Linked DNA regions of Homo sapiens: region 1 is linked to region 2. A link is a contact called in ENCODE Hi-C or POLR2A ChIA-PET data. All regions are on one chromosome and are shown on one strand. Each heading gives the region's core, a stretch centred on a gene start or an enhancer-like site at or near the end of the contact. The rest is flanking DNA. Distances are from core to core; before and after follow the strand shown. Region 1 overlaps MEF2C-AS1 (MEF2C antisense RNA 1). Region 2 holds the start of MEF2C-AS1 (MEF2C antisense RNA 1).

Region 1 (5,613 bases), core at 810-3,309, 460 kb before region 2:
TACTAAGATTTATATATGATTTGTTACTTCTATATAAAATCTTTTTGATATTTAATGTCCATGTGTTTATGCACACTTTTTGGCATGTTCAACCACATCCTACCTTAACATTCTATGTTCTAGTCATATAACAGTTTTGCTGTTCACCACTCTCACTGTGTGTTTTTACATAAGGTGTTCATTCAGTCTAGAATGTCTTCTTTCCAACTACCACCCTCAGTGTTACCTATCACAATTCTCATTCATTTCCCAAGACTGCTTAAACGGTCTCATTGATATTTTCTTGACCTTCCAGACAGAGTTAAGGTTTTCTTCTTAAGGGTTTTTTCAGTCCTCCCTAGTTCTCTGTGTATAGGTTTGTGTCTATAAGCTGGGTGTTGGTACAGGTTACCCTGCCATAAACAAAGCATGCAATGACATGTAAGAAAGAATACAGTAGAAAAATTAGGGGTATTTGGTATTATTACCAAATAAGGCACTGGGTATCCACAAAATCAAATTCATGAGGGAGCAGAGGGAAGAGTAGAATATAAGAAAACAGAAGTGGGATCCAGTGTTCCTAAGCAAAGATCTCTGAGGACAGTCTGCAGCCAGCTATCAGGTACAACAGGCTGGGCTCCTCATCCACACCCAGGTCCCAGGGATAGATGAAGGAGCACCTATACCTTTCAGGGTGGGGTACAAAAAGCCTACAAACCAATAGCTGGCTGATCAAAATTTTTACAAAGATCATTAATGACCAAGAACACTGGGAGCGAGGAATATTTTTTGCCTCAAACACAGAAAACTCATGACAAATTTTGACTTCTACTGAATCCTCAGCAGGCCACAAGAATAATGTTACCATTGAATTGGCTATGTAATATAGGCAGCTGATATGGGCTAGTTTGGGAACATAGGCTGATACTTTCTCTCAAAAGGAGCTTGTTTTATTTGTTGTAGTAAACTTGTTTCTCCATTTAGGCAATGAGGCCCTCAAAGGCCATGTTAAGTTCTTCTCTACATCTACTACCATGGATGGCTTATTGTAGGCACTAAAAATTGTCTTTTAATAATAAATTAACAGTTTCCTGCAAGTAGAACAGTATTCACAAAAAGCTTTCTTTAGTCCTTACACATTCATTCTTTGTTTGGAATTGTGATAAGTTTTGTTGCCATGAGAACACATTGCCAATTAAAATTTTGTTGAGAAAATAAAGATGTCACATTCAAATATCAAATAAATAGGTCACCTCAAACTCAACTAATAAGTTTTGTAGTGCATAGATAAATAATCTTTCTCTATTCTATTTTTTCATATCACAAATGATTATTTTAATATCATTTATAATTATTATCCAAATGCACAAAGTCATTTTTCACCCATGATAAGTGGAATGGACTTCCTAGACATTTCAAAGCAGTTCCCATGCCATTCAGTAGCATACAGATTCAAGGAGGTATTAACAGATGCATCACATGAAAATAAGTTAGCCATCCTGATCTCTCTCAAAGATTCTCAATGCATTTTTACATACTAAAGGCTCCAAGAAGTCTATGTGGGGAGAGATTGAATTTTAACTCACAGATCTCCAAACAGTTTATCACAACACACTTCTTTTATGACAAATTATCAGCCTTTGGAACACTGCTTTCTGAGGATAACAGTTTAAGATATTTCTTCTGAAAAATAATAGCTGTTTTCTTCTAGGAAGACATGGAAATATATATAGTGAAATTATAATAGACTTTGGAATTAGAAGCTATAGGTTCAAATCACCCAAACTTGTTGTGACTCTGTCATCCTGGAAAAGTTCTTTAACTTCTCTGAAGATTATAAAGACTGTCTCACAGGTATAAACTGCTCAATAAATACTGGTTTTATTTTTCTCACTTTACAACACCTCCCATATTCTGATAATGGACCAAGTACCGGGCTGTGGGCCCAGCTGGGGGTTAACATCCTTTAAACAAGTGGTGAGCCTAGCTTGTAGCACCTGTTCTTCTCGTGAGCCAGGTGGGGCATAGTGATATTGAGACTAGCAAAAGATAAGTGGGGAAGTGGTTATTCCACCCACACATTCTCACATGTTGCAAAATGCAGCTGGTGATTATTCTCTCAAGAGGAGTCTACTAGCATGAATGCCAATGAAAATAAGTCCTTGGGTCCTGTTTGGCACGTGTGCCTTAATTACTGACCCCCTACTCTAGGGAGGTCAACAAGAAAGAAGGTCTCTTCTTTTCTTTGCAACGGTATGAAAATGAAACAATCATAAAATCTGGCAGGAGAGTTAAGGTTAATAATTTTCAAAGAGAGTACTTGGAGGTTTCTTTACACTATAAGCACTATATAATCAAAAGTTTTCTTTTTCTGTATTAAACTATTCAATGTTAGTTATAGATCAAAATATTAAGTGTGTATTAAAACTTTTGCATTTTATAAAGTCATGAATAGATATGTTTTCCACAAATTTTAAACAGATGAAGCTTTAACCTAAGAACCTTTTTTATTAGTTTCTTCATTTTAGTTTATCCTAAGAAACGAATAACTAGTAGAGCACCGACAAACATTTTGGTGAAAGGGGTATCCCTGATTAAAATAGAGCTTCAGCTCTCTATGGACACATTGTTCACCCTCTCCCTATCTCACCCCCACCCTACCTACACTCCATCCCAACCCATGGCAAACTATAAGCCAAAACACATACCATGTAAGCTGTTTCTCCTTTAGAACAAACTTCCTTGGTCAGATTTCCTCACAAATTGGTTATATCTTCAGAAGAATTACAGCAAATTGAGGAATACAAATTGAAACCCACAAAAGACTGAAAATTAAATGTTTAAAAATAAAACTACATTTTTTTTCTTGGAAATCTAGAGGAATGTCACAAGATTCAGAACTCACATATTTCTAGGGACTAATTCTGTGGTTGAACCTAATGTCAGCTATATTATGGTTGGTTGGGTGACTCCAGGAGGAATGAACACCTGAGTCAGGAAGATGCCCAGCAAACTCTACAAATGAAAGGCAACACAGCAGCATCATGCATTCTTTTTTTCTCTTTCTCTTTTTTGTAATAAGAATGTGAAGTAGTTCCAGATGGTGTGCAAGTGGCCAGACTCAAACAAGTTACTAAGCTTGTTGGCATGAAAGAAGCTGCTTAGTGGTGACATACAAGTACAGAATCCCCACAGTCCTGCTTCCTGGTGAAACTGGAGAAAACAAACCAACAATAGAGAAATGAGTACTGTAATTTATCTTGGAGGCCAGTTAGGTTGTTTATCCCAAACTACATTTTGATTCCAGTTACAGTTTAATTATGAGTATTTGTTCTCTAACAGAGACTAAACAAAGGGTAACTATTTTCTTTTATCTTTTTCTTTGTTATGAAAATTTCAGTTTCATGTTTGCCTATCCTCTCTCTTTAAATAGTATCTTATACTATGTGAATGCATTCAGCCCAATTTCTTCCCATTTGCATGAAGTTTCTAAAATAAACAATAAGATCAGAAGTTTTTACGTATAAGAAATGCATGACTTAATAATGCCTTATGTATTTCTGTAAGCTTTTATTGCATCTATTTAACAAGTCCCTTTGGTTATAAAGGAGACACTACCATGTATCTCTGCCATCAAACTATTGACATAAAGTTTCAGACTCGGGGAAACCCACCAAGTCAAGTTACCCACTCCAGTAGCTACTGTCAAGATGTTTTTGGTTTTGACCATGAAATGGGAAGTTATAAATATATGAAAGGCATGTGGGTGATGTTCATTCTCTTCTGTGTGCCTCATACAGCTCTTCTCCCAGGGCAGCAGTAGCTGGGATTTGTCTTCTTGGTTTCAGATCACATATGCTCTTTACAAAAGATATTCAGTATTTGCTTTTGCAACTGTTCAAAAGTTACTTTAAGTGCATAATTTTTATCAATTATATTGCCAGGAGGTTTTTTCCTTCTATCTAAAACACCCTGCACTATGCTCGCTGCTACTTTTTATGGTGGGAAATTATGTTTTCCCTCTGTAGCTGTAGATGGACTCCCTGAAACTTGCTAAACCATCTCTGGGTTCTGTCTAAATTGTATTGATAAGGAGTGTTTGTAACACCTCTATTTTTGCAGAAAAAGATACTTCCAGATTGGGTTGGAGCAGAAAACAAATCCTATATTGCTAAAATTAATAATAATACTGGATTAATTTAAAGTGTTTAAATAAGAAACAAACTTTCACTATAATGGTCCCCAAATTTTTATATTTAATTCATATTTACTACCATGAGAGTAATACATTTTAATTGTTTTCATCTAACTTTTGCATTATTGATCAGTTTTTTTAAATGAACTTTCCTTTATCTACATTTTGGACCAATTCATTGTTTTTTGACCGTTCTCCTAAAAGATCTTGTTTTCATTTCAGTCTGTGTTTTAGTTGGTCTAGCTTTTTATTTTCTCATGAACCTTTTCTATTTCAGTTCAGATCAACTAGGATTGCCACATAGTTTTAACAAAAGCTATCAGGGACAGACAGTTGTAAAAAAAATTGAACAAAAAAGAAATTAGCAGAATATTAGTTTATCAGTGATAATCCACATGTCCTTCTACATGTAACAGTAAATGTACATTGTATTAAGTTGATGTTGTTTTTCAAAAATCCATCTTTGGTCTTTGAACAATTAAAGGTATTTTAAAACTTTTACTCAATGTTCAATTCTTACTGATCCAACTTCAAACTTTTCTGTCCATAGTCCATATGTTTTACACTATACCACAAATTGTTAAGCAAGAGGGGTTGAGGTCATTCACTTTTGAAAAAAATAAAATAATAAAATCAATCTCAATTTTGTTATTTACAACCTGTAAGATGTTCAAGTCACTTAAATATCTAAGTATCAGTTTTCCAACATTAAAATAGAAATAATAATATTTATCTTATAGGTTTATCATGAGAACTACAAAATGCAAATTTATAAACATATAATTTATAAATTAGATATATGGAGAAAATAAGCAGATCATGATAATTTTGGTTTTTAAAATATTTTTATTTCCATGCAATAATTTGACACAGAAATTGAATGAAAATATTTAATACATTGAAGTTTTTTAGACAGGAGATAGTCTACTGAAAATGGTTTGTAAATTAGCAAAAGTTATTATCTTTGCAAGAAAGTGAACATCAAACTTAGGCACTGACTTCTTGAAAAAATGTTACTTAAAGGGTCTTTTTGTTCCATGGTGACAGCTATAAGATTTTAATATAAATATTGAAAGAAGGAGTTGTCTCATAATTTATCAACTTGAAACATTGAAGTACTATAGTTCAAAACTTTGAAAGGAAGTCATTTTTCCAGATATCTGAGGCTCTTTGTTCACATTTTGGGCTTCATAGATATTAACCACATGAAACAAAGGTAATTTCTTCTACAAAGTAATGTAACACTTAATTTGAAATATATTTCCTAAGAAATTTCAGAATGAAAAAAATAAGAATCTACTTTGAGATTATAAGAAAGGTGAAAAGTAATATTGAACAACTCTTTCTCAAAGCTTATTTTTAAATAAATTACTCTGCATTTACTCAGTGTAGGCATATGCCACCAAACTACTGTCAGCTCATAAACATTCAGAACTCTG
Region 2 (5,489 bases), core at 2,952-5,451:
ATGATTGTGGCAGTAAAGAAGTGTATGTGGTGAGTGCTCACATTTGTTTTTATCATTTACCACAGAGTTACCATAAAGGTAAAACTGCCAAACTCCTTGGCCTTAGGTATTTACAGAATAGACGTGTATAACAATAATAAAGAGTTAAATGACCACCATACACTTTATATTATAAGCAATGACATATCATTTTGCTTAAAGATCATGTCATCTTTCAGGGCCTACTTTTGCAAGTACTGTATCTTATAAAATTAATCTATTTCATGGGAAGTCCTGTGTATCATCAATACTATAATTAGACAAAGATTAAAATATGTAATGCTATTGGAATTTGTGTTTCACTGCTTTTTAGATTTTTCTAAACCACCATGTTCACTTATCATGTTTGTGTTAAAAGTATTCTGGCTGAGGAACAAATACTATACAGTTGAATAATCTTAAGGGGTACATTAATCTATAGCCTTTCTTCATCTCAGGGTGGGTTGCTGTGGCAACCGCCCCAGTTCACTTTAAAATAATTTTTAAAGCTCACTTCAAGAGCTACACCCAGCGTGGGCCAGGCTTAAAAGCAGGCAGACCCAGTGCACAGGGCTTTAGTGGACCGCTGCTTTAATGTAGGGAAGTAGTGAAGAGAGGAGGTTGGAGTAAGATGGTATGCAGCTCTGAACAGAAATTGCAATATTAGCTTTCCCTGGAGTTAAAATCCCGAGGAGCATGCTCTCTGTAACTTCTATGACACTTTAATTAAATATATTGCTAAACATAATTCTTTTGAGGGAAAAACAAGTGACTCTATATTTACATTAACAATAAAGCATTTACAACTTAATGTAGGAGAAATATTTGGTGATTAGAAAAAAATAAAAGCTGGTACAGTAGTACATCAATCCCAGACATAATTTTCTTTTAAAGGAATTGTCACCTATTATTTAACTGGATAGACCCTACCTTCCAATTGGTTTAAAGGGTAGAAACATTTTCTGTTTTCCAATGATAGAACTGGAATAGGTTACAGAACTCATTTAACACATAAGCGAACTGAAGCCTAGAAAGGACAAATCCCTTAGTAAGGCACAAATTTTGAACTAGATAGAGAATCCAGGTCTCCTGACACCTAGTACAAGCTCCTCCCTACATGAGAAAATAGTCTGATCCTAACCAAGTATCATTAGATGGCAAGGATCAGGATGATTTTAAAGAAAAAACAAAAACAGAAACAGAAACCAAAAGTCCAGAAGTATTTAAAGAATACAAAGCACACTCTGGATTAACTACTTTGTGGATTACTCATGAATAATTTTAAATCTCAGGTGATTTTCTAATGTATATTTCTTCATATCTCTTCTGCTTCAACTGTAAAGGCTCATGGGAAGAAAACTAATGGTAATATTAACTTAGGTCACACATAATTAAGAAGCTAAATCTGCTGAGGGGAAAATCCTGTATTTTAAAAGGCCAACTGTGATACATTCCAGATCCAAATTATTTTCAAATTATCCAGTGTGGGGTTATACTTATTTTTGAATGCTTGCAGTATCATTAATAATTATGGGTTTGTTATAATGGGTATTATTAAATAATTATTTAAAATATGAAAAGGTAAAATAAAATAATTTCTTTTTGAAAGAACATCTAAAACTGAAGTGTACTGTGGTAAACAGAAATACCCTCTATAATTCATTAAAAACAGCAGGGCTGAAATTCATGTATTGGCTATGTGTTTGCTCATGTCAAATAGACTGTTGTAACTCACTGCATTAATTTTAGGTATTATGGCAATAAACTTAGATGGTCCTTCAAATGCTTTGCTTTTTCAGGACCTTCGTGAATCTTGAAGAAAATTAATTTTATTTTTACCACCATATATAGACATATCTTAGTATTCGAAATATCTTTGCCCTTTAAATTTTTGGATTTTCAGAGAAGTTGTACTTTGAATGGAAACCTGATACAGATGTTCTCTGCCATATTATTAAAATGAATTCATGGTAATGGCAAACTCAACATTTGAAAAACCGGCAAACAAAATACATTGTAAATACTAATCTGCAAGAAATACTACTATTTCAGATGGTTTTTGCTTTGTGACAGTTTGTGATGCATTCCTATAATAAAAGGGAGGGAATGGTCTTAGTTTTGCTGATAGTCACAATGATGAGCTGGAACTTGAAGATTGTTCAGATCTAGTTGTACTTGCCTATAAAATAAACCTTCCCCTTTCAAGTGAAGCCTTGGGACAGTTGCCTAAATGTTGAGGCCACTCTTCTGAGAGAAGCTACTCACATCAAATACCTCCTACATTGAAGCAGGAGGCTTTTTGAACCATACTGTCCTCATATATTAAAATAGTCATCTGGAGGCATATTGCTGAACTTAACAGGAAATACAACTAGTCATTGGGTTAAACGTAGTGCTAAAAGGAATTTTCTAAAGTGAGGAAATCTTTAGTTAGCTAGATATTTCAATATACTATTGTCTAATCTCATATATTCCATGTTCTATTAATTTTCCCTTCTTGCTTTCACAATATTTTTTAAAAAATAGTTTGGTTTAAACATTTTATGTAATCTATAATTCTACTGGCATGCAATCTTGTCTTTTCATGATTCTATACTAGTTGATGTATTTTATCTTTGGCTTTATTGGGCATGGTATATATTAACAGTTGGTTAGGGCGGGAGGTGCCCAATCTCTAGTAGCCTAAATATTAAAGCCTTTTTTTTTTTTTTTTGTAAGGAAAAGTGTTTATCATGCTTTAACCTTAACATAAGTATCCTCCCTTATCAGTCTCTATTTCTGCTTCCTGTGCAGCTGAAACTCTTCAGGATAAGTGAAGTCATCAGCTATCGGCTAGGGTAGCCTAATGCATTTGGGAAGTTGGTTTGGTTTACATGTTAATGACCTGGATGAAGTCCAGTAAGGTGTGGAAAAGATAGAGTGGGGGGAGGGGGGGAACTCCGAGGAAGCTGCTTCCTCGGTAAATATTTCCAAACTGATTAGAAAGTTCATGGCCCCGCGATGAAGTCGAGATCTCAAATACTGGTAATTATTTTATTATTTCGTACATTACTAACATTAGAGAAACCTTTCGGCTCGCTTTCTAGCGCTCCAACCTCTCAGGGTGAAAACCGCGACTTCTGGGCGTGCAGGAAAAGCACGCTGGAATCGAGTGCTGCAGACATCCTGGACCGTGGTTTTTACGCGTGAGTAACGGAGGAGCGCACCGACCGGTGGAAGAGAGAAGTGGCTAACGCGTGTCCAAAAGGGGGAAAAGTCACAAGAGCAACTATTAGGGTCGCGCTCCTATTGGTCAGAGGAAAGATCCCGACTTTAGAAGGACTTTCCTGCTGGCTGGCTCGCAGCGTCCCCGGAGAGCAAGCGAGCGCGCCGCAGCGGGAGACTAGGTTCTCTCCGAGCGTCCTCCGCAGAGGCGCCGCGAGAGGAGCAGGGAGCCGCAGCTCGCCGTGTTGTCTTCATTTCGTGCAATAAAGAATTGTCATTAGGTTTGCGTATGGCATGTGCTATTACCCCACCGTAAAACTAAAATTAGCAAAATGTCAGGAATGGAAAGATTGATTCACCAAGATGCAATTATCATTTAAAAGTGCTTGATTGAGGTACTGATGTTCAGTGATTTATTCTGCATACCATATACATAATTAAAGTAGTGTAGTGGAGTAATTTATCAATCTAGTTGAGACTGGAGGGGTGAGGAGGGAGCTGCTGTATGTTTGTTTTATTAAAATGCTCCGAGGTCTAGTCCCGCCCCCCTTTTGCAAGAGTGAAACTGATGATTTCTCCAGCTCGCGAGGAAAGAGTCAACGGTTTGGGATTGTGGGGGAGAGAGAGACGGAGAGAAAAAGGCAGCGCGAAGCAAAGGCAAGGACAAAATTAAATAAAGGGGGAAAAAAGGAGGCAAAAGACATTTCATCGGACGTGCTGCTTAGAACCCCAACCATTCGTGCTCCGTCTTCCCTACCACCCCCGCCTCCCCTCCCAGTATCCTTCAATCCCCCCCGCCCCCACCACCCCCAGTCTTTTTTACGCGATGTTTCAAACGCTGTGAGCTGTTCTCCTTTTCCCATTCGTCTTCTGTCACTTCCTTCCTGGACGCAGTTTTCTGGACGAGTCTGGTTACTTTTAATCCGACCGGCCGCTGAGAGCCACTTTCTCCTCCTCCTCCTCCTCCTCCTTCTCTTCCTCCTCCTTCTTCCTCCTCCTCCTCCTCTTCCGAGCGGCCTCGGCGCGCGCGAATGCGCGGCCCCGCGCCCCCCCCCTCGCGCGCGCTCCCCTCGCGCGCGCGCACACACGCACACATCGTCTCCAGCTCTCTGCTCGCTCTGCTCGCAGTCACAGACACTTGAGCACACGCGTACACCCAGACATCTTCGGGCTGCTATTGGATTGACTTTGAAGGTTCTGTGTGGGTCGCCGTGGCTGCATGTTTGAATCAGGTGGAGAAGCACTTCAACGCTGGACGAAGTAAAGATTATTGTTGTTATTTTTTTTTTCTCTCTCTCTCTCTCTTAAGAAAGGAAAATATCCCAAGGACTAATCTGATCGGGTCTTCCTTCATGTAAGTACCCCTGATATTTCTCGAGGAAATAGAAAACCCGGGTATTGTCTCTAAAATCTGCATCAATATATTCCACGGCACTGTGTCTATCTATCCCTGTGCCTTTTTTGAAGGCTGAAGTTGAGGCTCGTTGTGCATTCTTTTTCGTTAGATTCCATGATTTCCTTGTTTGTTGCTAAAAGTAACTTTTTAGATAGTCGTATCCGTTTGCCATCAGCTATTGAAATCACTCCTGACTCGTTCCTGTCACACCAGTGTATTTAAAGTTTCATGAAGTTAGTTCACGTCATTAGCATGTTTGATATGGTGGAGCGTGTGGAGCCTGGTGGATTTTAATATTTCACAGCATGTTCTGTGACCTTGAAGTAGACGCCTTAAGATTTAGCAGTTAGTTCACTGTGGAAAGATGCTCCCATGAGTCCCCCCAAAGACACTGATTTGCCCTGGGTTATGCTTCTGAGCCACTAATTCTTGGGATTAGTTTGACCTAAAGCATGGCTGTCTGTCAGAGTATACCTTTGTGCATTTCCTTCCCTCACCAAAGTGCCGGCTTGACAGAGGGCTTCTTAATTGGTGTGGACAAAAAGTAATATCCCTGCCATAGTAGTCTACACATTTCACAATTCACGTTCGATTTCAGCATATGGATTGCTGTTCAGGTCAAGTCAAATACATAGCTGTTTAAAAGCAAGCAAGGTTAAGTCACTTAAATTGCCTTCTCTTTGGACTTGGAATGAAAGTTACCAAACTCGATGATAAAGTTTGTCACAAAGGAAGTATATATAGATGTGGCACATTGTTTATTTTATTATTAAATATTGTGGAAGTATTTAAATTTAATGCTAATGTTACCTTCCTTCCCTGAACATGGCTATTGCTTTTTAAAGGAAATTTTATATCTGAATCACTTCTG

What was found. A loop is a pair of places that touch in the nucleus more often than their neighbours do. ChIA-PET counts read pairs that join two places held with the same protein, here RNA polymerase II (POLR2A). Pooled maps may share reads with other maps.
Region 1: a map of GM12878 shows a loop between it and region 2 (4-fold over the local background). The contact joins the enhancer-like site here to the promoter of MEF2C-AS1 in region 2. A Hi-C loop is called at or near these places in 1 of 168 maps with a recorded cell type or tissue (GM12878), 36 of 37 single-sample maps with no recorded cell type and 8 of 50 pooled maps. POLR2A ChIA-PET finds 5 or more read pairs at or near these places in 2 of 52 experiments (B cell and activated B cell).

Annotation. Positions count from the first base shown.
Region 1 is chr5:89,340,302-89,345,914 of GRCh38, reverse strand. The region is part of intron 7 of MEF2C-AS1 (MEF2C antisense RNA 1); the gene reads right to left. Among named protein-coding and RNA genes, the nearest start is that of LINC02161, 240 kb to the left of the region's middle. RefSeq lists an enhancer at 3,025-3,074. Within about 2 kb of position 2,059, at least 3 of the 41 ENCODE cell types and tissues checked have a DNase peak (open chromatin) inside an H3K27ac peak, as active enhancers do; they include B cell and GM12878, where a contact is called at or near this core.
Region 2 is chr5:88,882,042-88,887,530 of GRCh38, reverse strand. MEF2C-AS1 (MEF2C antisense RNA 1) reads right to left here and starts at 4,201. Exons shown (of 10, transcript NR_136219.1): 1 at 4,046-4,201. It overlaps MEF2C (myocyte enhancer factor 2C), which reads left to right and starts at 4,347. Exons shown (of 11, transcript NM_002397.5): 1 at 4,347-4,576. RefSeq lists an enhancer at 3,240-3,289.